2 separate regions of the Homo sapiens genome follow, and region 1 is linked to region 2. The links are chromatin loops, found by intact Hi-C in ENCODE. Cell type or tissue: Panc1. All regions are shown on one strand. Links, peaks and the distances in the headings refer to the core of each region. The heading gives the core; the rest is flanking DNA.

Region 1 (10,653 bases), core at 1,403-9,402, 1.0 Mb after region 2:
GAATAAATACTAAGATAGAGTAAGGGAAATGGAGGACAATGGTATTTAAAAAAACACAAAATGTCAAATAGTTTAACATAACAGCACCATAGATTTATCGAGAAGAATCATTAAAGAAAAACTTTCTTTAAGACTTATTATTATGACATTGCGAGATGTCTTGTTTTCATGTGAGCTAATAATCGCAATTACAAAATTAATCATTGCAGCCAGCACACACCATGGGTAATTATGTGTATTGCAAAGTATATCAAAATGAAGAGTGACTCCTTTGTGAATTTGTATACCTTCTAAAACATATATGTATTGAATGTGTGCAAATATCTCTTCATTATATATATCTACCAATTGATTTCTGGGTACCCTGCAAGCCCAAATGTTTTTAGCATCTATTTCTCCTCTGTATAGCAGTTTCCATGAAGATCATGTGTCTGGCAGTACTAGCAGAGTCCCATCAGCACAGGTTGTAAATATATGAATGATAACAGCAATAATATTAATAATAATAATAATATAAAAACAATAATACTAATAGAGAGTAGCAATGGCAAGAAGCATTTATTTTTTAGATGGTGTACCAGTACAATTGGTAGCAACATCTGATTGAGAAATTATGAGCCATTCCTTCTCTAAGTGAGATGTCGTGGTTTTCAGAACACCCCATGCACAGAATTTCAGTTGCATACTAGTATTACTCATCTACTGATCTGTAAGCAGCAGAAATCTTGTCTAAATAAAGATACTTTGCAATTTCTAAATACGGTTCTAAGTTTCTGAACTTGTGATCCTCAGATTTATTTTTTTTAAATCTTCGATTCAGATGGGCCTGGATTTGACATTCAAATAGAGTACATCAAAAGTTGTTACTAAATCATCAGTTTTAAAACTTGAATATGAAAACTGCATTGGAAATTGTGTAAAAAGTTATCTAACATACTTTTGCATTATTCTATAAGCATTAAGGTGAGTTCTGAATAGAAAAAAAGTTCAGATATTAAGAAGTTTAAAGAAAAAAGTGAATTAACCTAACCAGCAACATTCACATTAAGTGGATATCATGACATTTAGCAAATTAATTTTAAATTTTAAAAAATCACATAACATATTGTAAATAAACACTGCTTTATGCTGGTTTGTGTGCCATTGTTTCAGTAAAATCCCTTGCCAAATAAGTTTTGCAAATATATGATTTAACACAGATGATACTGTAAGAGGTGATGTAAAATTGTCTGTATTCATTCAAACTAGACATAAAATATTTTTAGATCCTAATATTGCAAAGAGTTTAATGGGGAAGAAAATGAAAATATTAATAAAGAACATATCAGTGCTGATTCAGAGAGGAGAAAGTTATCAAGAAAAAGAACAATTCAAATAAAAAGCAGTAAGAACTACATGAGTAACAGGATTTCTGGATTTAGGGGGTTATTTTTGTTTTTTTTTGTGTGGGTTTTTTGTAATATAATTTTTTTCTAACATCATGAGAGCAATTTGGTAGTTGGGCTTGTGTCTACTTTGTTAATGATGTTTGGACTTTTGGTGTTAGAGCCCTACAGTTGACATAGGAGGATTATTTACTTTCCTTGTTTGGAATTTAAACTGTCATAAAATCTGTGGCTTAAGGTGTAAGAGCACTGTGTGTGTGTGTGTGTGTGTGTGTGTGTGTGTGTGTGTGTATCTGTGTGTCTGTGTGTATGTGTACCTATATTTATTTTCTTATATTTATCACATTAATTAATATACGCCTATTATTGAGACTTGAAAGTGTCTGTAAATGAAAATATTACAATCACCCAAATTCACCCCTCTAATAAATTTATTGTGTGTATGAAATTACATGTCTTTTTTTCTATGCACACCAAACTGAAGGACTGCCTAAAGGACTCTGTTTTGGTCTTCACATTACTGAGTGTCAGCGATGTGCAAGACACCAAACTCAGAGCTCAGTAAGGGGCTCAGCCTATGGGGATGTTTAACAAACATTTGTAAAATTATGACTGAATGATTATTACAAGTATTTTCTATACACTCAAATATTTTTCAAAATTATGATTTTGAATGGCTTCTTAAGGGATTGTCATCTCATTTTGTCATACTAAGCATCACTCCAATATTGTTGACTATTATTTTCAATTCCTTGCATCTAGAAATAATGCTGCAAAGCCGGGCATAGTGACATGCACCTGGAGTCCCAGCTACTTGGGAGGCTGAGGCAGGAGGATTGCTTGAGCCCAGGAGTTCAAAGTTGCAGTGCACTATCATGGCACCTGCGAAGAGCCACTGCACTCGCACTCTAGCCAGGGGAGCATAGTGACACTTCATCTATTACAAAAAATTATATAAAAATTATAAAAAGAGAGAATACTGAATGAATATATATATATATATAGCCTTTGTAAATTTTTCTTTAGCTTATCTACCCAGGTGTTTGCATTATTTTACCAAATAATAGAATTCACATAAATATGCAGAGTTTTCAAAGAGACTGTATTGAAGTTAATGCTTGTGTACATTATTATTTAGTGAAAAGTTAAAAATGATGGCATAATGTTTTGTTTCATTTTCCCATGTTAATAGTAAGGTATACCCAGAGTACATTTCTTATTAAGAAAAAAAAAGATTGGGGTCACCTTGATCAAAAATTACCTGTATACTAGTTCAGATATATTATATATGAACTACAGTTTAAGAAATATCATCAAATATTATTAATATATTCTACTATCTAAAAATTCTGCTATAGCATTATATTTTATGGCTAAAAAAGCTTGATACTGGTTGTTACAGTAAATCTTTACTAATTTATGAAGCATCAAATTCAGATTTTTAAAAATTATGTCAAGCTCAAGCTATTTAGAATTCAGCATAGTTTTATATACTACATAAGAAGAAAACAGCTTAAAATAAAATTATATTATTTTATTGGGATGGGCTCTGGAGCCCATCCATTATTTGATTAAATAAATAAAAATAAAAAATAAAAAAATAAAAAAGAGCCATTATTTGATTAAATAAATCAAATCAAAAATTAAATCAAAATTAATTTTCATTAATTCTTCATGGGCAAATAAGTTGTACTAATAGCCAAAAACATACCTAATTAAATATATAAAATTCTCATGCAATTCTACCTTCAATAATTACTAAAAGTTGGAAGTGGCATTTAAACTTCAAAGTAACATAACTGAATTTATTTAATAGTAATTAAAAATGTCTATGCTACTATATAGGGCTAGAGAACAGGATGCTGTTTAACTTCATTTTTCTTCCTTCTCAGAAAAACCTCAGAAAATGGAAGTTTAAAGGTATCCTGCTATTGTCAATTACTGTGGCTCGTAGTTCTTTTCACAATCCCCCCACCTCCAACCACCACTTTTTTCTTTTTCATCAGGTTTTCATTCTGGGAAATTAAATGTTTCTATTGACTGGGTTATTAATGCAAGAAACCTATCCAGAACAATTATACCACTTAGTAGTTTGGGAGAATCTGTATCTAATTCAGCTTTTGAAATGTTTCACTCTGTACTTAATCATACATACCAGTTTATGGGTGCATTTACATCTTATGAAAAGCACATGTCAATGCAATTTTAAAGTTTCTAGAAGATAATCAAGCCACAAAACTTATTGCCAACCCAATTAGAAATATTTTTATAAGAATACAAATGTAAGTTACGTAAGATTTCTTTAACAACTTAGCAAGAAGAAAAATGACATAAATTTTAACCATTTTTACACAGGAAAAATGATCCTACTTTTTGTGAAAATTGAGTGTTTCAAAAAACAGAATTTTACAAGTGCACGAATTTATATGTTTTCTTGGGGAAAATAAAACGTGGAGCACTTAGAAAAGACTCCTATATTGTAATCAGATTTGCAAAAGCACCATAAAAGCCATAATGTAAAATTGTTTTTGAATTTCCTACCTAGCATTATAAATACTACACCAAGAACAAAACTTGAAAGTATAAAAGAAACTAACTTTTATAAAGTATGAACTATGACACGCAACAACTTTGTACTCTATGTAACGTTGCCCTTATTTCCTCAACAGGCTGTAGGTTTCTCAGACAGGTTAAGTAGCTTGCTCAAGGTCAGGTTACTAGTTTGCAGGAGGCAAGAGCATGCATCCAGCTTGGTTTTAGGCTAAAGCCCCATGTTATGTCCACGGTATCACATTGTCTCCATACAAGTGAAAAGAAAATGATACAGAAAATTGATTCATAAATGAACGAAATGGGTTGTATAACCTAGAAAAAAATAGAATTTGGTTTGTCACAAATAAAATGAAATAAAGTCTTTACACATCTGTAGGATTACTTCACATATTCATTTATATTTTAAAACGATTTGAAATTACTTCTTTGTTCTTTAGTCTTAATTTTTTAAACCACATGTTCGTCTGTAGCTATTTTCTTCTTTTATTTTCTACTTAGCCTCTAGATCTCATGTAGGTACACATTTGCTGGAGACATCATCCCTAAGAATAGTTTACATAACTAAGAATTAGTTATCTGGTTATTGAAGTCTAATATATTTGACTCACTCATATTGTTTATTCCTTGATCTAGAATTACAATTTACTATGTATGTTAAATTTGCATTTAAATACATTGAACTATCACAACTGACTTTCTATCCTACTTGATATGTTTGTGCTTCACTGCAAACAACCCAAATAAAACCATAAAAACAATTGATTATATTGATACAATTATATTTCAATTTTGAAAATGAATTTTCCATAACAAAATTATTTTTGCCTTAATACTGTATTGCATAATTGATGAAACATAAAATGATTATTCAATAATGCATGTATGCACTAACTTTGCATCAAAAACTATTTCTTGATATATTTGTGAATATTCCAAATTAAGTACTAAAATATATTGTTAACTCCATATACCTGGCAAAATAGGACAATGATATAAATTATATTGCAATGTTGCCATGTGAACAAGTATCCACTGTATAAATGCATGCATGCAGTTTTATGTGTTTAGACTTCTAAATATGCATACGTACATCTAAGTGTGTGAGTGTGTGTGTGTATGTGTGTATAGAAGAGAGAAGAGAAAAATGACGTGTGCATAATACAATGAATAGTACAAGATTGCCACCTTCTGGATTTAATACATAAGTGACTTTTTTTTTCTTTTGGAAAAATGTCCCCCTCTTCCAAAAAGTGTTTATTAGTAATGATATTTCTTGGTAGCTTGCCCTATATTTTACTACTCATATTTAAGTAGTGTTTCTAACACTAGAATTCTTTTACAATTGCTTGGAATTCATTTTATGTATACAAAGATTTTCTAGATAATATAATAGGTCTCAAAATTTTCTCCAGATGTAGCCATTTGTGTGTCAGTGACACAAGTAAAGCCAATCTCCCCCTCCTGCCCCCCAAAATAGAACACACTGCAATGGGAACATATATTTAGTAGGAAGTTAATTAAGTCATTATTTTTATAACTGTAGAAATTGATAACTCAGCAATAAAAACATTTCCAATATTTTGTGCAAAATAATGTCAAAACACATTTTTCTAACATATTTTACTAGTTTAATATTTTGAATTTTTATATATATAGGTTTCTTATCAAAAGTAGCAGAATTATTTTTGTTAAAGCTCAAAATTAAACATATGAACATTATACAAGTATATCTACATTATCAGGAATGATCAGACATTATGTGAAGTGAGCAAGCATATATTGGATTTACAATTGTGAAATATAGACCTCTCCTCTCCTTTGGTACCAGATTCCCCTGAGCATGAGGAAGCTGAATCATGATGTCCCTCATTACCCAAAATCTCATATTCCACAATCAGAACTTGCTCTGAATCTAAAATCCAATCAAACATTTTCAGCAGTGTTCTAACTCACTTAGAATACTGATAAATTATAATTGTTAATTTTGCTTATACATAAAAATCATTGACCTTTCTTCTATTAAAGAAACATCAAGGCTTTGGGAAGCGACATGACTAATCATTGTGTTTGGGGCAATTTGCTTTACTTCTTTTCCTTTTGCCTGTTTTTTATTCCTTTCTTCTTTTTCTTCTGTTTTTGGAAATATGGGGTGCATATATATTTCACCGAGCTTATAAAGATTGTAAAGTATCTGAATCTTTATATTTTGCACGAGTAAGACTAACCTTGCATACAAACATATCAAATATACATATGAATCTTAAATATGTCAGAAAAGATATACTATTTTTGGCTGTAGACAATATTTTATAACATAATGTAAATGTTCATAGCCACTCTAATATTAATGCTAATTTTATGTAACCTATGTTGTAAAGGTCTTTTAAGGAACTTATAATTCACTCTTCTTTGGGGGATTGAGATTTTAAGAATCATGATACCTCTCCATTATCTGTGTAAAATTGCAATAAGACATTATTTTAAACATGAGATAATATCCTTGTCCAGATTTCTTGCCCTTCAAATATTATTCATTCACTCTTGAATCCCCAAATGACAACTTCTCAGGTAGATTCAACTAATGGGAATATGGAGTGTATTGAAACAAAATGAGAGTGAAGAATGAAACAATTCATTGTAATAGAAGAGGATTTTAAATGCTTATGACTTAGTGATGTTTATGTAGTTCAAATAATCAAAATATTGTAGAATACACTTTTCTCACTTAATATTACAACAGGGACACATTTTGACGCTCCTGCACTAGTTTTTGCCATATAGTCCCAATGACATAAGCGTCTGTCCCAAATACAAAACGTACATTGGCCGGGAGCGGTGGCTCACGCCTGCAATCCCAGCACTTTGAGAGGTCAAGGCGGGCAGATCACAAAGTCAGGAGTTTGAGACAAGCCTGACCAACATGGTGAAACCCCGTCTTTACTAAAAATACAAAAATTAGCCAGCCGTGGTGGCGGGTGCCTGTAATCCCAGCTACTCAGGAGGCTGAGGCAGGAGAATCGCTTGAACCTGGGAGGCAGAGGTTGCAGTGAGCTGAGATCGCCCCACTGCAGTCCAGCCTGGGCGACAGAGTGAGACTCTGTCTCAAAAAAATAACATACATTAAAATAAAATAAAATAAATTTACATAATTTCTACATCAGGGATTTGAAGTTCTGTAAAGAATAGTGCTTTACTTTTAATGTATAAGAGCTTAGAAATTCTTGAGTTTAATAACTAGTAACTTCAAAAGCTCTCTTTATGTATAATTATCATAAAAATTAATGAGGATTAAACATATTATTAAAAGGTCAACAAATACCTTTGGATCTCAACTGGAATTTCTTTCACAACTCCATACACTCCAAAATAAATATAAGTAATTGTCTTAAGTAAGATATTTATATTTTGAGTAAAATGAGTTAAAACAGAATATAATATCATACAAAACTAGCAATCTCACAGTATTGACAGTGTATTGGGGGTTCCAGAGAGAAAGACTAAGAATTGAGTATCTTGTAAATAAGAAATATCCTCTGCAGGGCTCGGTGGCTCACGCCTGTAATACCAGCACTTTGGAAGGCCAAGGTGGGCGGATCACGAGGTCAGGAGATAGAGACCATCCTGGCTAACATCCGTCTCTACTAAATATACAAAAAAATTAGTTGGGCGTGGTGGCCGGCGCCTGTAGTCCCAGCTGCTCGGGAGGCTGAGGCAGGAGAATGGCGTGAACCCGGGAGGCGGAGCTTGCAGTGAGCCCAGATCTCGCACCACTGCTGGCGACAGAGCCAGACTTTGTCTCAAAAAAAAAAAAAAAAAAAAAAAAAAGCAAGGAATATCCTCACCTAGGAAGTTATCTTGGTGAACAAACCAAAGTCCTATGTGTATGAAGGACTTGGAACTTTGTTAGTAAAAACCTCTTCTTAATGAAAGAGAAAGTTGAGATTAAACTTGGTGCAAGGATCAAAGGCAACTATGAAAGGGAAGGGTCATTTATAATTGCAGCCTGTCACAAGTTGTGCATTACTCTTATACTACACTTTTCAGATTCCTGCCAAGATTCCAAGGACATGACACTAGCCTGGAAGCATTTCTAAATTAATAAAGGTCTATCATCGCTGAAGTCTCTGTAAACAACTGAAAGCCTAAGACTTGTCAGCTTGATAAATTTGCTTTAAAATTTTGGAAGAAATATATTTTTCCCAGTTAAGCATAATGACTTTTTGTTGGTTGAAATACATGGCAGCTTGTTTTTGTTTGTTTGTTTTTTAATTTTATTTGACTTTAAATTCCGGGATGCATGTGCAGAGCGTTCAGGTTTGTTACATAGGTATACATGTGCCATGGTGGTTTGCTGCACCTATCAACCCATCATCTAGGTTTTAAATCCTGCATGCTTTAGGTATTTGTCCCAATGCTCTCCCTCCCCTTAGCCTCCACCCCCTGAAAGGCCACGGTGTTTGTCTTTCCCCACCCTGTGTGGTTTTTAGTTCTCATCGAAGAGGTCTTTCATGTCCTTTTTTAGCTGTATTCCTAGGTATTTTATTTTCTTTGTGGTAATTGTGAGTGGGAATTCATTCATGATTTGTCTCTCTGTTTGTCTATTATTGGCGTATAGGAATGTTTGTGATTTTTTCGCATTGATTTTGTATCCTGAGACTTTGCTGAAGTTGCTTATCAGCTTAAGGAGTTTTGGGGCTGAGAGAGTGGGGTTTACTAAATGTACAATCATGTCATCTGCAAACAGAGACAACTCGACTTTCTCGCTTCCTGTTTGAATACCTTTATTTCTTTCTCTTGCCTGATTGCCCTGGTGAGAACTTCCAATACTGTGTTGAATAGCAGTGGTGAGAGAGGGCATCTTTGTCTTGTGCTGGCTTTCGAAGGGACTGCTTCCAGCTTTTGCCCATTCAGTGTGATATTGGCTATGGGCTTGTCATAAATAGCTCCTATTATTTTGTGGTACGTTCCATCAATACCTAGTTTATTGAGAGTTTTTAACATAAAGCGATGTTGAATTTTATCGAAAGCCTTTTCTGCATCTATTGAGATAATCATGTGGTTTTTGTCATTGGTTCTGTTTATGTGATGGAATATGTTTATTGATTTGCGTATGTTGAATGAGCCTTGCATCTCAGGGATGAAGCCAACTTGATTGTGGTGGATAAGCTTTTTGATGTGCTGCTGGATTCGGTTTGACAGTATTTTATTGAGGATTTTTGCATCAATGTTCATCAGGGATATTGGCCTGAAATTTTATTTTTTTGTTTTATCTCTCCATAGCAGCCTGTTTGGAGAAAATTTATATAGCAAGCAGGACTCAATGGTTTCATAAAATAATGTCTGTGGACAGCAGAGAGGAGGAAATGACAGATACTGGGATATAGTCCATGTGACTGATCACATGTGAGACATCACCTGAAGAATTTAAATTGACTCCAGTGTCCAAAATGCAGTGGGTAATGTTAAGCCAAAGAAAAGTAGTTATAATTATTTTTATTGTGAGTATTGAATGACCTAGAAAAACATCAGAAAAAATAAAATCATAAGGTAAAAGTTATGTTATCTTATAAAAGTAGTCAGTTCTCCAAAATGTAGTTCAAAATTTTTAAAGTTACCAAAATAACGCTAGGACAAGACGGCTGATTAAGGATCCTTTTGGGCTGGGCTGATTGTCATTGGAAAAAAGAAGAAAATTGCCCCAAAGGGGAGTAAGGTCGGAGGTACTAGGTTGGTGCAAAAGTAATTGCAGTTTTTGCCATTACTTTTGCACCATCTAATACAAATACAATTGAAATCATTACCTTCAATGGGTATTCATAAATTTGTGTCTGGTCTCCTAAGAAAGCAAGGTCAGATCCCTGATTTCAAATTCCCAGAAAGCTCAGTAATTATACACTCAACACTTGATCAATTAACAGATACTGTTGGAGTATTCCAGGAAGAAAAAAAAATCAAAAGTTGTGATTTTCCTAAAACATTCCTCACATTCTTTTACCATATGAAAATGAGTTAAACCAAATTAACGTCTGAATTTTTAATGTCAAGACTAGAAAAAGAAACAAGATGAATGACTCGTTTTGTGAAGTTTTGGATGGTTTATATCCTTAGTATTCTAACTTCAGTAAAAAAAAAAAAAATCATTGCTTTAAAAGTTGGACTGAGTGGTCAATATGTTTTAAATTTTCGGAGCCTCATTTGTCCTTGCAAGTATATGAGTTAGTACACTTCTCGACTGGTGGATATTTGCATGCTCCTTTTACCATACCAACAACAAAGGCATAAATTAAAGAATCAGCCTGAAAACAATAACACAGTGTAATCAGAGGAATGAATAGTGTCTGCTACTCCAAAGTAAAGCTCCAAACCTCTGTTCTGGAATCTTTATGGGTTCTTGTTTCACGTTATAACTTCTTCTTAAGGAAAGAAACTTGAGTGTAAGTTCTACTTGGCCCAAGGTCATCTAACGATTTTAGCAGCATCTTCACACTAAGAAAATAATAATGTTATATTTAAGCTGGGGAGAGGAGAATGTACTCTGGAGAGAATTTGCAGGCACCTATACAAAGCTTGATTTGTTAAAAATAATTATATTTATTAAATTTCTTGTATTATGAAATTATTTTTATTAAAGTGAGGTATAAGGAAAGACGTTAAATGTTGATTCAATTTTTATTTCAAAACTATTAATAACAAGCTTCTTTTATAAGTATAACTT
Region 2 (10,653 bases), core at 1,730-9,729:
AAAGCAAGATTATAAAACTATGTCTAACCCAAGACAACTTAGGATCCTATACCAAATTTAAAGGAATTTCATCCTGATTGTATGGACATGTGTGGGCTTGCAATATTGCCAAACATTGTGTGGCAGCCAGACGTCATAGCAAACAAACAAATTTGGATCTACAGTAAAGTTCAGAGGCACACAGATTTACAATTTGAATATGAACACTTAACAAAACTTACTAACCTGTCAGGTTCTATTAATTGACCTTTGGAGAGTAGAGTATTAGCAGTTTATGAAGTAAACATCCTTTAATAAAAGCTTAAAAATGACTTTTATATTTTATATAATTATATAAAATATTAATGCAACATTTGTGGAAAACCTGAGGAGCATGCATTAAAGATTGAAAAATACTGCTTAAAAGATAGTAGAGAATAATTACATTTGAGGAATGGTAGAGATACCTAAATTTTATCAGCAACATCTTAAATTCTTGGTCCTCAATTTCATCATTACTTTCTTCTCTGTTTTTTTTTTTTTTAATAGAAGGTGAGGTGCTATAAAAGTAAATGATAAAAATTGCACTGCCTCCTAGGGATATTTTCAAGCCATGAAGTAAAATCTATATAAACATGGACATGGTTTAGTGATTGCAGATATTTTATTTTTCTAGAATAGAACGTTATGATTTTATACTGAAGTCTCTGACCACAAGCCATGTAAAGAAAACATAAAATCATCCCTTCCAGAAAACTCTATCTGTAACCCTTAACAAAGCAGAGTACATATGCTTAGACAATAATTTTCCAATTTTTGTTTCGATTTTTAAACGTATATATGTTAAAGTTTTAAATGTTTAAGAAATAATTAATAGTTTAATGTTTCTATGCACTAAAAAAAAGTGCAGCCTTAGTCAAAGAAAAAAACTTGTTACCACAATATTTCTTGCATCTTCACAGATTGCTTCATCAGTTTTTTCCACACTTACTAATGTCACATTTGCATCAATAGCTGTGAATACTGGGAACTTGTTATATCTGACTAATATTCTGTGGTTACTTTAATTGGATAATATATATGAAAAGATTCTGGTCTTGTTGTCCACATGCTGTAACAGACCTTAAATATGATGGTAGATTTCAAAGTACCTTATAGTTTAAAAATAAAATATAATCTATCTAAAGACAACAGTTTTTCCCATTTAAATGATTATACATTCTTACATGACATAAATTTTAATACCTTAGCTTTTAGTAACAACAACAAAAATGCTAAGCAGAAATGCTTATTATATATTGCTGAGTTATTTAGTGGAGGCAGAAATAACTAATTTTTCATGTAGAATTCTCAATAAAATATTCCGAAACTCAATTTTTAAATGACATCATTCACTTCACTTCTTTTGGTGAAAAACTTGCGTTAAAATGAAATTATTCTAGAATTATGATGACTATAAATCATTGACAGTAAGGGACACTTTCAGACAGATAAGAATTCAGTGTGTTTTAAAAATTTCCCTTGAATATTTGAAATTATGTTTTAAAAATTTTGGAAAAATAGAAATTCACACACAGAAAAATATCAACATTATTAAGAAAAAGGCAAAAAAGTTTTAGAAATGTGTGTGTATATATATACATATATATATAAAACTTGGTATCATTAGTATAACAGACACAACTGAATATTTCAAGTGCAGTTTTCTTGCATGTGTGTTTAAATTTTTCCTTCCCAAACCTGAAATGGATTGCATAGGGAATGAATTTGCCTTGCCTCTTCTAACTATCCTTACAGATCAGCAGCATACATATTTTGTCCCCACAGAGTCTTTGCTTCTAGGTACATCATAGATACATTCTCCAAGAAAAACTTATGTATATAATAGGTTGAGAGAAGTTTTGATTTAAAATGGGAAAATAGTTCTATTAAAGCAATACTCTTTCTTTAAACAGAGTTTCCTGTAGCCCTAAATGTCCTAAAAAATATTTAATCAATAATTGCTAAATTTTTAACTATTATACAACTGGCAACATGAATCCTTGAATCCAGGTGTGTAATTCAGAAATTAAACCCTGATCACAGTTGGAGTTAAGAACCACTCTGGCGTATTTGAGAAATTGCCTCTCTCTAACAGGAAGGAAAAAAAAAACATTAAAAGTATGTGCATTCATATGTATTTGGTAGGCACCAATGGATTTGAGATATAAGGGGAAAAACTTAAATAATATTTTCACAAAGCTAATCTGAAAATGTGCTAGACAGTGCCATTGGCCTGATTAATGAAGCTTTTATCCCATATTCTTCACCTAGAATATCAGATTTTTTGGATATAATAAGGACTGTCTAAGCAATAACAAACTGACTTTTAAAAATCAGAAAAGCATCTCAATAGTTGTTGAGAAAACTGTTGACAAAATTTAATGCCCACTACTGATTAAAAAAAAAAAAAAAAACACAACTCCCGGCCAATATAGAATAGAACGGAGGTTCCTCAACCTCATAAGGTACATCAAAGAAAATTACGACTAACATCATACTTAATGGAATAACCATATTATATGTCATTTCATAATATTTTCGCTGTTTCTTGGAACCATTGTTGTATAGAACATTACTTTTCTTATATCTTCTACCAACTTAGCTTCAAAAATCGGCTCTTCCTAAAACATGCTACTTCCTTTAGAACACAGGCAAAGCAGAGGAGGTCCCCATCACCCAATATTTCATGTATCATTAATTTATGAGCCCTCAGATATTTAAAAATAGCTTTCTGTTGCTTCAGTTACATTTTATCAATAATTACAATTCTCAGGTCTCAGATCGCATCCTTAATGTCTGGCACTTATTTTTGTGGAAAGGAGCAAGCCTTGAGTTTTCTGCTTTTTAAAATAATTTGCATTTTTATTTATAATGGTTATTGAAACTGTTTTCTTTCTTGAAATGTCTAGATTTCACCAAGATAACGTCAGCTTGATTACTAATGCGAGATGTTTAACCTGTTTTCTATTCTACCAGGTTCAATGTTATCACATTATATTTTTCTTTGTCCTTCCTAAGTTCTGGAAGTTGTATGTTCTGAATTGATACTAAAAAATAGTTTATGTTTGAAAGTAGAAAAGAAAGTCTTACCTTTCTTATAAAACAAGATACATATATTCAGCATCATGATCAGACTTTTGTGTTTAGCAATCAACAACATGGGACAAAAAAAATTATATATGAGAACCCTTTGTTGGAATGCTTTACACTTTCTATAGAACAGAAACTAAAATAACTTGTTATACAATTAGTCACAAATACAGTTCCTTGAGTTTTTTTTTTCCCATACACATGAGTATTGTCTAAAACATGTCTTCTTTGTAGCAGTGAGGTCCTGCCACCACTGGGCTTGGCTGACTCCACAAATCTTGTAACTTGTAGCTTCCCCGTCACTTCTCTGGCCCTCCTCTCCTGCTAAACTTTGTTTCCTGACAGTAATTAAAATCTTCTGTCACTGCCATAGCTACTGATGCTACTGAAACCATCATAGCCACCCTAGGCTCATAGTTTGGCAAAGTATAATATTACCCTCCACCATCATAGAGGTCAGAGCTTCTGCCTCTGAAGTTTCTGCCCTTCATGTGTCCAAAATTTGAAGATCGGTTATTATAATTGCCAAAGTCATTATAGCATCCACCACCTCCAAAACTACTCTCACCATTACTAAATCTGTTATAGCCAAGCCTGCTGTCACTATATCCACCATCACCATGGCTGCCACCAAAGCCACCTGGACCACTGAGGTTTTCTCGATAACCAAAGTTGTCATACCCACCAAAACCACCTCCACGGCCACTTCAAGAAAAGTTTTAAGAGCCACTTCGACCTCTTTGGCTGGGTAAAACACCAGCCACCTCTTGGTTCCACAGGGCTTTCCTTGCTTCACAGTTGTGACAATTCACAGGATGGTATTTCTGAATAACAGTCTTATCCAAGGAGTTATGATCATCAAAATGAACAAATGCAAACCCCTTTTCTTGCCACTACCTCGGTCAGTTATGATTTCAGTCACTTCAATTTTTCCCATCCTATTCAAAGTAATCTCTTAGGTGATGTTCTTCAATGTCCACCAACAAAGATCTTCTTTTTAAATAAAATTTATCAAAATGAAGAGAAATGAAATATTTATGATAGTGAATCTTCCCATTTATAAGCACAATAGATTTTTCTAATTATTGTCTCATTTATTGTCTTTCAGTCTACTTATGTTTTCATAAAGGTCTAATATTTCTAGGTGTTTATTTTGTTTGTTTGTTTGTTTTGTTTTTGCATATTGAATCTTTTTTGCTTCAACTTTTATTTTAAGTTCTGGGGTACATATAGAGGATGTGCAAGTTTGTTTCACAGGTAAACATTTGCCATGGTGGTTTGCTGCATAGATCAACCCATCACCTACGTATTAACCGCAGCATCCATTAGCTATTCTTGCTGATGTTCTCCTCACCCCCAACAGGCCCCAGTGTGTGTTGTTCCCGTCCATGTGTCCATGTGTTCTCATTCTTCAGCTCCCACATATGAGTGAGAACATTCGGTATTTGGTTTTCTGTTCCTGTGTTAGTTTGCTTGAGAATAATGGCTTCCAGCTCCATCCATGTCCCCGCAAAGGACATGATCTCTTTCCTTTTTATGGCTGCATAGTATTCCATGTTGTATATGTACCACATTTTCCTCATCCATTCTATCATTGATGAGCATTTGGGTTGATTCCATGTCTTTGCTATTGTGAATAGTGCTGCAGTGAACATATGGATGCATGTATCATTATAATAGAATGACATATTCCTTTGGGTACATACCCAGTAATGGAATTGCTGGGTTGAATGGTATTTCTGCTTCAAGATCACAAAGATCTTTTTTCACAGTTAAGTGGACACCTGGTCTTTGAGAATTTTGTCTTAGGGCAGCAGCTGTCTTTGGCTGCACAACTCTTCTATCCACTTTTTCTGTCCTTGCATTCATGGCTGCTTCTGCCTCTTCCACAGTGGCATATGTGACAAACCCAAAGCCCCTGGAATTCTTGGTGTTTGACTCTTATACTAGTCTGTGAGCATTCTGCCTTGCTCAAAATGGCTCCTCAAACTATCTCATGTAGAGCTTCCATAGCTGTCCAGGCTCTTTAGGAGACTCTGACTTAGACATGACAGCAGTGGAAAAGAGACAACGATGCTTTCCTGGTGGCGTCCACAGGCAGAAAGGATGTTACAAAAGGTTTAACTTTTTGGTCATACCTTTTGGATCTTGGTTTTATATACTAAGGGGATCAGTTCCTATCATATTTTCCAACTAGGCAGGTTACCATTTTTTAAAGGTGAACCACGTATTAGCAATAATTTATTATTTTTGATTTAAAAAATTCTATCTCATAATACCACAGTTACAGGATATTCCTCTGGCATATATTTTCTTTTAGATGCTATTATCTTTATTAATTAAAAATTATCTTGAGAGGCTTTTAGACATTTATGTTAAATTGAATGTTTATGGTCTATTTGTCTTCTTATAGATTGGATAGATAGAAAGATTGGGAAGCTAGTTACAAAGGTTGAATTGGAAGTTAGAATATAAATGTAAGACTCTACTTTAAAATCTGAAATTAACATATTTAGTAATATCATAATTGCTATCAAGTTGAACTATGGGAAATATTATGATCCGTAGTTGGGAATCAAATATTTACTAGTTGTATGAGTTTGATAGCTTTCCTTGATTCTTTTAAGCCTTAGTGCTTAATCTAAAAAAACGGGATAGTAGTATTACAAAATCAGAGTGTTTTGACAATTAGATGATATAATTAATGTAAAATGTGTAGTAGGATTTTAGTGAAGCGTTTTTAATGACAATGGACTATTAGTATTTATTACTTTAAAAATAATCTCATAAATCTTGTTATTCATGTAACTAAATGTAATTACTATTATTTTAGTGCAACCAAATATAGCATTTCTAAATTCAGTTTGCTGAAAATGCAAGGATAAAAGGATAATATAGAAAGTTGCCCAGAGCAACTTTCATCTCCAATTTGCAAATCTATGACCAGAAATCTCAGATAATTGGAACCTTACCACCTGGAAGATTTTAACTCTCCATTAAGGCCTTAAGATATCTAAAGTGTAGGTCAATAAACTGCTGAGCTGTTGTAATTGGACCCTTTAACTGATAATCATTAACTCGGAAGCAGGACAGTCCTTCTTTTATCAAAACAGAGAACAAACAAACAGAAATCCTCAAAACCAAAATCCAAAAACAAAAATGAAAAACCAAAAACTTATAAAGAACTGAAGGAAGGGAAACAAGTGTCTGATTTCCATTTTATCCTCCTCCATTAGGTGGCAGTGTGACTGTGGAGTATGAATTCCCACTAACCCTTTATACATTAGGGAAGATTTCAAATTGTTTCAGTCATAAAAAATGGCTTTTTTTCAGTGAGGTCTAAGAAATTCACAATTTAAAAAAAATTTAATAGCTGAAAGCATGGATCTGGAATTATGAAATGTTTTATTACCCCTCATTAACATAAAATAGCTTAGATAATACTGTGACATATTGTATACATAACAATTATATGCATTACATGAATAAGCATCCTTATTTCCCACACACCATATACATGAGCATTTCTACAACACAAAACTTGAAATTATAATTTCATTTGTTAGTCAGTGAATAACTGATAGAGAAAAAAGATGTGATTTATCTATTAGTCTTTGGTATTCAGAGATTCTTCTGTTTTTTCTAGAGGAGAAAAGGCCTCAAAGAGTGCTGTATTGGCATGGATAATTTTTTTTTTTTTTTTTTTTTTTTTTTTGAGTTGGAGTTTTACTCTAGTTGCCCAGGCTGGAGTGCAATGGCGCGATCTCGGCTCATGGCAACCTCCGCTTCCCGGGTTCAAGCGATTCTCCTGCGTCAACCTCCCGAGTAGCTGGGATTACAGGCATGCACCACCATGCCTGGCTAATTTTTGTATTTTTAGTAGAGATGGGGTTTCTTCATGTTGGTCAGGCTGGTCTCGAACTCCCGACTTCAGGTGATCCGCTTGCCTCGGCCTCCCAAAGTGCTGGGCTTACAGGCGTGAGCCACCGCGTCCGGCCAGCATGGGTAAAATTTTAATAGTCAATTTATAATGTAAACATACTGAGTGATGGAGAAAGAAAACCCCCCCCAAAATAGGGAAAGGAAGTGAAGGGGAAGCATTCGCTTAGAGTCAAGATACAAATTATTATTATTTAATTTTATTAAAAATTCAAATGAGTCTGAGCTAATGCTGGTGGGGGTTATCAGGTGGAAAAGGATGCACAGATATACTTCCTGGGGTATGTAGGTCCAAATCAGGTGCTTTAATAAGGAGTATATAGGCGTATACATGAAGGAAAATGAATTTCTGGAGAATCCAGAAAGAATGAGGTGGAAAATGAATTAAGGGAAGAAAATAAAAACAAGTCAGTTCACACTGATGTTTAGGGTACCTATAGATATATTTGTCTTAGTTGATATTGTCCATCGTATGCTGTTGAAACCCTCTTTCCATAGCAGCCTTATTTATTTATTTGTTTATTAATTAATTAATTTATTTATTTATTTTGAGATGGCGTCTTGCTCTGTTGCCCAGGCTTGAGGGCAGTGGCGCGATCTCACCTCACTGCAACCTCCACCTCCCAGGTTCAAGCCATTCTCCTGCCTCAGCCTCCCGAGTAGCTGGGATTACAGGTGCCTGCCACCCCGCCAGGCTAATTTTGGTATTTTTAGTAGAGACGGGGTTTTGCCGTGTTGACCAGGCTGGTCTCAAACTCCAGACTTCAGGTGATCTGCCTGCCTCGGCCTGCCAAAGTGCTGGGATTCCAGGCACAGCTTTATTTTCTTGTCTACAACTATCTTCTTTATTTTTTTCCTATGGTATTCATCAACTTCTTAATAGAATATAACTTAATTATTGTATTTATTATCCACTGACTACTATAACTGAAATGTAAGCATCAAGAAGCAAGCGTTTTGCTGTTTTGTTCACTAATATATCTGTAGTTCTAGGAAGGATGCCTGGCACATTGAATTCGTTTTCTTAAATCTCATGAAAATTAAAAGTATTTTTATGTAAATATAAAGAAACATGGGTAATTGAAAAATAGGTCATTCTAGAGGAAATGTTTTCTATAAGAAAAATTTTATTCTCAGTTATTTATTGTGAAGCAATGTAATTGAAATTATTTCTAATCAGCTCAGGAGAAAAGTCAATACATTTGAAAAATCTACAGAGATAAATGTGTAGACATTATCTAATGATCTCTGCACTGTTTTGATTGCTTTTTCAGATTTATTGAATTTTAAAATTGTTTTTATTTTTAAAATTAGATACAGTATATGAAAGTTTATAACAACATTAATTTTATTCAAAAAGATTTTTAAGCATACTACCTGACACTTTCATTAATTTTGAAACATGGGTTTTTCTTTTCTTTTATACTCTACTTATTCTTTAACGATATTAGTCTATTTTGTAAGTCAGTACACATTTCAATTCCTGGCCTCAACTAAAGAAAATAGCTTATGCTGGTTAGTCACTCAACTAGAGCTTGGAGTAGCACTCAAATCCTTGTTGAACAAATGAATTGCTAAACACTAGAGTGATGCATTAAAAGCATACTGAGCTTAATGAACCTAGAATAAAATGAGGAGAGTAACCACGATTATTAAAGGTCATCAACAGTTCAGCAAATGTAGAAGCTTGTCCCTATATTTCATCTTTATAACGTGAAGACTTATTTTCACAAAAGGAGTCTCATTAGGTATTCTTAATATGTGTGTAGAGTCATTAGCCTTCAAAATAAAAATTGTTGATAAAGTTGTCACACATAGAAAATCACTTTGAGAGAGCCACGAGCTTGAGAGTATACATATCAATTATTTGCCCAATGAACTAATAATCCCTTGGCAATCTTTCCTTTTTAAATATTTAAAGAAGTGATCTAAGTCCCAATATCAGGAGACGAAAGGCAGAGGATCATGTAGGGACTCATGGTTAGTGGGAGAGACTGGCTAGAATAAAGGAATGTATAACAGATTTTTAAAAATAATAATTCACTTGAAATTTTATTGATATTTTTCTCATCAGATAATACTGTATCAATTTGCAATTTCTGGCACGAAGTGGCTGCCAATAGACGTTTGCGGAACAAATGGGATATGTAAACACATAAGGGGATACAACAAACAAAAATATTTTAGTTGCTTTTCTTCACAAATTAAATGCTACAGAATTGCACATTTTACTTATGAACAAAATTCTTGAATGTATACAGGCATAGTGAATATATTATGCTTGTTTTATTACTAATATTTCATAATCAGTAGTTATGATTAAATTGATAATATTTTAGTTGTTGTTTTGAGAAATTATTTTCTTTTCACTTTTAATTCTGTTATGCTTCATATTTCATATTAATATTGTAGATAATCACTTTATAGTAAAACTATACTAAAATATTGTTATAGGATAGTAGCAAAAATAAACATATAGTGTTGTATATTAAATTATCTGTGCACTCATAAGGAAACATAAGTTCCAAATTGGCACACTTAATTATACTTAAAGAAATGCATGTTTTTTACTGTATAAAATACAGGCACTGTCATTTTAATTCATGGGCTTTTATATCATTCAGATATCCGCAAGTTACTGAATTGTTTTCTTAAATCTAATGAAAAGTAAAAGTATTTTTATGCAAATATAAAAAGTCATAGGTAATTTGAAGATAGCTAATTCCAGAGGAAATGTTTTCTGAAAGAAAAATTTGATTCTCAATTAATTATTACAAGCCATATAATTATTTCTAATCAGCCTTGGAGAAAAGTCAACACATTTGGGAAGTCTAAATATGAGATAAAGGTCCCAGAATGTATTAGTTATTAATTGTTTTACATTGTGGACTCTAAGCTTATGTTAAAAATAAAGATTAACCATGCATGTAATAAAAATCTTTATTGCAAATAGCAGGAATCATTATATGACATAATAATTGTGTTTAAATTATAATTTTCTAAATTTTTTAAACAGAATCCAATTATACTATGGTACAAACCAATGTTATAAGCAACTTAAGTACCTCTTTAGAAACAGGCAATATGAATTATATCTGATTATTTTCAGTCATGTGAAAAGTTATTAATTTTATAAAGCTCTGAAAAATATACAAATATTTCACTTAGATAGATATAACCTATCACTGAGTTATATTAGTGAGCTGGAAAATGTATAAAATGTATGCATTATTTTCAATATAACTCTTTTTTTTAGGTACATTTGGTTTTAAGGAGTATGCAGTTTGTATCTTTGTGTATATGTTCAAGAACACAAAAGTTTATGAGTGAATATGCATGATGCAAGAAGAAAACAGAAATATATAGATTTATTTCAGCACCATTGATCTGATTATTTTAGTAGTTTCACCTGATAACTAATTTACAGTCTGATGTTTTTATGCCAAACAAACAAACAAAAAAACATTATGAGGTGCATTACTGTTCACTGTATAAGTGCTAAGATGTCTCTTGGGATAATTATGAAGACAGACATAATTGGCATGACCTAATCATAGAACACTTAGTGTCCTCTAAGGAGGGATGGAGTTTTGAGATGCTAAT

Evidence for each region. Peaks named below come from ENCODE experiments on the same cell type or tissue, not always from the same donor. Only the 100,000 strongest peaks of a DNase experiment are listed, where the experiment ranks them.
Region 1: a loop joins it to region 2, with 8 times the contacts of the local background. A loop is called at or near these places in 12 of 110 quality-filtered maps.

Annotation. Positions count from the first base shown.
Region 1 is chr13:69,319,198-69,329,850 of GRCh38, forward strand. LINC00383 (long intergenic non-protein coding RNA 383) reads left to right here. Exons shown (of 4, transcript NR_125752.1): 4 at 2,148-2,904. Among named protein-coding and RNA genes, the nearest start is that of LINC00383, 100 kb to the left of the region's middle. In Panc1, for the core only: a CTCF peak has its summit at 5,166 (motif pointing left); no DNase peak of the experiment used is centred there; H3K27ac peaks cover 552 bases.
Region 2 is chr13:68,298,143-68,308,795 of GRCh38, forward strand. It overlaps the pseudogene HNRNPA1P18. Among named protein-coding and RNA genes, the nearest start is that of LINC02342, 570 kb to the right of the region's middle. In Panc1, for the core only: CTCF peaks have their summits at 6,354 (motif pointing right) and 6,557; a DNase peak (open chromatin) is centred at 6,349; H3K27ac peaks cover 563 bases.